Linked DNA regions of Mus musculus: region 2 is linked to region 1. A link is a contact called in ENCODE Hi-C or POLR2A ChIA-PET data. All regions are on one chromosome and are shown on one strand. The core of a region is the stretch at or near the end of the contact, and the rest is flanking DNA. Distances in the headings are between cores, read along the strand shown. Region 1 holds the start of 8430430B14Rik (RIKEN cDNA 8430430B14 gene). Region 2 has its middle 31 kb from the start of Gm35551.

Region 1 (2,522 bases), core at 8-2,507:
GAGAGTGTGGAGTAAGCCCCACCAAGTAGAGTTCCACACCATGAAAGAGTGTTGCAAATGAAGTTGGACAGGTCAGAAGAGATGTGTGAGCCAGGCAAGGGGCGTTAGAAATCAGTAAGGTCGCGCAGGAATTTAGTGAGGCATGAAGGAATCAGTCTTGTGAGATAGTAGGGTATCAGGGAAGGTGGTCCTGGAGGGGAACCTGGGTCCCCAGCTATTGCCTAGAGCAGAAACATGCCAAGAGGCCTTTAGGAGGAGGCACAAAGGTGTCAGCCCAACTCCTCAGCGGAAGATGTAGCGGAGCCCACCCTGCCCATCTCAGAGCGGCCCGGCTCCAGCGGCAGGCTGAGCCCTGCTTGCTTCTGGGAAAGAATTCTGGCCCTGAAGCCCCCGTCCCAATATTAGCTCTTACAAGAAGCCTTGAAGGAGGTTGAGGACACTGGGCTGTGGACACTGGAGGTCCAGTTGAAGACAAGAGACTCCCTTAGGGTGGCCGGAATGAGTGGAGCCGTAGAAGGCAAAGAGGAGGGAGGCGCCTCATGGTTTGCAGTTAAGCCTGCTGAGAGTCTTCTAGGCTCAGTCCATGCACTACAGTCCCAAACTGAGCATCTGTTCCCTGAGGAGCCTCCACGCCAAGTTCTCCAGTCCAATCTGCAAGGGGCACATTAGCCTCCCCAACAGCAGGTGGCGCCCTCCTGTTGAGATTAGATTTAGGAGCTGAGTTTTCTGCCCAGAAAACCTGTTGGGCAAGGGAGAGAGGAGCTGGCCTCCGGGGAGCTGGCCCCTGGGCGCTCACCTTATCCACCCACTGTAGCCCACTTACTAGTCTCGCCCTCGCTCTCCCTGCCTTTCACTTGGGTCTCGGTGCCCTTGTTCTTCATCGCTAAGGTCCTCAGGGCAAGTCTGGACTTAATGAACTTCACAAGCTAAGGCAACTCCAGGACCAGGATAGTGGGGGATGCAGTTGGCAGTGGAATGCCCCCACGGGGTCTTCTGAGCTCCCCTCACCTCCCAATGGCATTCCCCCTCAGGCCCTCAGAAGGTACTCCTTATGCCTAGCTGGGGTGTTTGCCTACGGCGAGGTGGCTCTGTCAATGAAGGACATCATAGACACCAGCATCTCTGTGCAGGGTGAACTGTGCCCACTGGTATGCCCATTGTCTCCTAATCTCCAGTCTTTAGTCCTAGAGGAAAAGCGAGGGGTGTGGAGGAGTCCCACGGGCCCCTCCAGCTCTCCTGGCACTCTGTTCACTCCCTACTTGTTCTGTCCTTGGAACTGAAGTCCCCCGACTTGCCAGGCAGAGCTGGCCTAGGCCATGCACCTGTGGTGCGCTGAAGGCTGGGCAGCAAGACATGGAAGCAGAGGGTGCCCAGTGCAGGAAGACCCTGGAAAGAGATGAGCACCATTAAGGTAAGATGTAGCAGACGGGACCCAGGCAGGAGGAGACCAGGATGACAAGGTAGGAAACTGACAGAGGTTCCTGAAGGAGGAAGAAGAGGAGGAAGGGAGGGAGGAAGAATTTTTAAGAACATTTCGAGGTGAGGCGGAAAACATAGAAGTTTGTGGGGCTAAGTGGTGGTGGGGCAGCCAGGGGGATTCTATGGCCCAGCACAAAGAAGACAACCGGTTTTGTAAGGAAGGGAGGAAGTGTTGGAACGTTAGAAGGGAGTGGCCGAGAGCTGTTATTGGAGGCAGGCACCTGTCTCTCCTCAACCCTGTGACAGACAGGTACGGAAACACCCTGAGCACCGCAGACCCTCATGCTACCAGCCTCACCCCGTGCAGCTCATAAAAGTGAAGCCGGAGCTCAAGAGCTTAACCCATCTCCCACCCACGTTCCCCCACCTCCAGAGCACCCTCCACCCTGGCGAGATAGCAGCCACCCACCCCACCTCTCTGCTGGAGTTGACAGGGTAATCAGTAACTGTTCACCAAGATGGTGTCTCAGCCAGACAGGGGGGCCTTTGTCTGATCCCAGCCCTGCTGGGAGCCCTCGCCTGGTCCTGAGTTTGCTCAGTATTAATCATTGACCAGCACCCAGGGTTACAGCCCCTCTGGAAGCTCTCAGGACTGGGGCCTTGGGTGTCCCACAGCTTCAGGCAAGGCGAGGCTGGAGTAGGGAAGGGACAAAGAGAAGGAGAGGGGAGGGCGCAGGCCCTGGGTGGGGCTCAAGGATATTCTACTACTACCTGTGCTTGCCCAGCCCGGCTTTCAGGAGAGGTCCCTTTCAGAAGGGACTGAAAATTCCCCCACTGGGCGCCTCGTCCTCTGGAGGAGTCAAAGAGGCAAATGCAATGTATGGATGAATGTTGCCCTCGAGGTGATGTGGAGCTCTCTGGAGACCCACATAGGTGTAGACCCCTCCTCTCGCCCCTAATGGAGACCAAGGAGTTAACTCACTATGTGCCAGAGGGACGAGGATGATGGTGAAGCTTGGCCAGGAGCAAGGAGGAAGGCATAAAGAGATACACATACCAAGAGCAGAGGTAGAGAGGGACACCTTCTATAGGAGCACACACTC
Region 2 (2,522 bases), core at 8-2,507, 120 kb after region 1:
GCTCAGGCCCACCTCCACTTGCACAAGCCACATTCAGACCAGAAAAGTGTTTCAGGGCACCCAAAACTATGGAGGACAGAGAAGGAACAGTTACAGTTGATTCAAACCTTGCTCTGTCAATCCTCCCAGGGAGTGCTGATGTCTCCGGTGGGACCCACTGACCCTGGTCACTATAATAAAAATACCAGATCTGAATTTATTTCAATCAGTGTTCATAACCTGGGCACTATTCTTTGTGCCTTGTAGGACAATGACTGTATCTCTGACACTTATTCTAAGATACCATTAGCATCCAGGCCCCACCCACACACCCAGACATTATCAATGGACATTGCCAATGTGCCCCAGGGGCAAGACCACACCCACATGGTTACAGCTGATCTTAAAATCACTTTAGTTGCAGCACTTGTGAGGCTGAGACTAGAGACCAGTAAGTTCAAGACTAGCCTGGGCTACATAGTGAATGTGAGGCCAGCCTGGGCTATGTGAGACCCTGTCTAAAACAAAGTTAACAGGCATGTTCTGTCCCCCTAGACCTTCCCAGAGCTCCAGGAAAAGAGGCAGCACAAAGTCTTCCACCTAGTGGTCCGAGCTTCTAAAGATGGGATCAAATAACACTTGCACAAGACAATGAAATATATGTGAGAAGTCCTGCAAAAAGCTTGGAGCCAGAGAAAATCCCTGAAGCCTGGGGCCATCTAGGAAGGCTTCCTGGAGGAGGGGGAATTTTGTGTTTGGCTAGATACAAGCAGCTTGGGAAGACCACAGTGTAGGGAAGTCTCACCAGCAGTAAAAGAGCTCAAGGTGGGGCTGAGGCTGAGTTTGCTGACTTTCCCAGTGGGTAAAGCCACCAATGTGGAGCAAGGGTCTGACAGAGATATGCAGGCAGGGCTGAAGACCGCCCTACCTTCTTCTGCTTCTGCCTTCTGCAGATCTGATGAGGGTCAGGCTCAGGGTACATAGGTAGGGCTCCTCATTCCTCAAACCTGCCCTTATGTGATATCCCCCACCAGTCCATGTGGGCTTGGACTGGCAGACTTCAAAGACTCAGGAGCCTACTAAACTTTATCCTGGGAATCCCGGCTGGCTCCCCAACTCCACCCCCAGCCTGGACTTCATGCTGCCTAGACTTTCTGGGGGGCACTTTTGATTTAAAATGGGTGTACAGAGGGCAAGACCCCATCTGTGAAGGAATGTGGGGTTCGGGCTGCCCACAGGGAGCTTCTGAGAGAGCCTGCCAGCAGGGGGCGCTGTGAACTCAGTCACACGGCCCAGGCTTGGGGAGGGAGGAGGCCGCCACATGGTGAGGCCTACAGACTCTGAGCCTAGTTCCACCCCAGGGAGCTTGCCTGCCCGCGCTCAGCAGGGTGTGCACCTTCCCAGGCTCACCCACCCACCCTTCCCCCTCCTCTGAGGAAGGAGAAGGGACTATGCTGACCACTTGGCAGACGATGAGACCAAGGTCAGAGAATGCAAAAGAACTACCGGGGACTCAACAGCCTGCAGCAGACGCAGGTTGACTTTCATGCCAGTGTGTCAGCCCCATGTGGTTGGGGCAACCTTTGGGCCTTGTTGGCAAGTCTACCCTGTCCCCAGGCTGACACTGCATGGTGCAGAGGCTAGCGTGGTCAACCCCACGTTCATGAGAGGAAGGGCTGGCCAGGGGAAAGAGGTACATGTTCAGACTTAAGTGCCATTTCCACTGGCACCCGGCTTGCTGGTGCCCATCAGTACCCAGGTCCGACTGGAGAGGAAGGCAGGAGCTGCCAGGAAAACAGGGCACCACACACCTGAGGAAGGGACACCAGAACTGTGGGTTCCACCGGCAGCTCTCAGGAAAAACTGGAAACACGCACCAGTTTTTCTTTATAAGTTTTTCTTTATTCAAGAGGCTAAGGCAGGGGAAATTCTGAGCTCCAGGAGTGCTTGGGCAATTTAGTGAGAAGTCTTCCCAAGATAACAGTAGAATAAAATGCATTTTTAAGAGGTACTAGGCATGGTATTATACACCTATAGTCCTGTAAAATAAAATTAATGTTTGGTTTTTTTGTTTCTTAAGAGAGGGGAAAGAATTCAAAAGACAGGCAGCCCCAGGGTGTGCTCTTACCAACAAAGACAATCAGGGTTGAGTAGGATTAGAACCAGGTCTGCAGCCAAGGAAGGGGCACAGGAGAGCTGGCTAGGCTATGTTCTAGAACTTGGAGGTCTTAGGCAGACCACAGGCGGGAGTTTAGTAGTGGTGACCAAGTCTGAAGAGGTGAGGTGTGCCTCTTGGTTGACGAGAATTCAGCTCAGGGCAGAAGGGTACTTAAGAGCTTGGGGGCCTAGTCAGCTGGCCCTAACCCAACTAAGGAGTAGTCTCCTCTCTGAAACTCTCCTACTGACCTCTTCCCATGCCTTCTCAACCTCTCTATTATCACCACAATGCTTGCCTAGCACTGGCTGTGTGTGACAACAGAGCACTGAAGTCAGGGATGCTGCAGGAGAGACAGGAGGCAGAGGCGGACTGCGTGCTGGGCAGA

What was found. A loop is a pair of places that touch in the nucleus more often than their neighbours do. ChIA-PET counts read pairs that join two places held with the same protein, here RNA polymerase II (POLR2A).
Region 2: a loop to region 1 is called in a map of v-Abl transformed pro-B cells, with 2.8 times the contacts of the local background. The contact joins the enhancer-like site here to the promoter of 8430430B14Rik in region 1. A Hi-C loop is called at or near these places in 1 of 37 maps with a recorded cell type or tissue (v-Abl transformed pro-B cells). POLR2A ChIA-PET finds 5 or more read pairs at or near these places in 1 of 5 experiments (embryonic stem cell).

Annotation. Positions count from the first base shown.
Region 1 is chr17:83,997,295-83,999,816 of GRCm38, forward strand. 8430430B14Rik (RIKEN cDNA 8430430B14 gene) reads left to right here and starts at 1,258. Exons shown (of 2, transcript NR_130994.1): 1 at 1,258-1,411.
Region 2 is chr17:84,112,862-84,115,383 of GRCm38, forward strand. No RefSeq gene overlaps it. Among named protein-coding and RNA genes, the nearest start is that of Gm35551, 31 kb to the left of the region's middle. Within about 2 kb of position 1,258, at least 2 of the 3 ENCODE cell types and tissues checked have a DNase peak (open chromatin) inside an H3K27ac peak, as active enhancers do.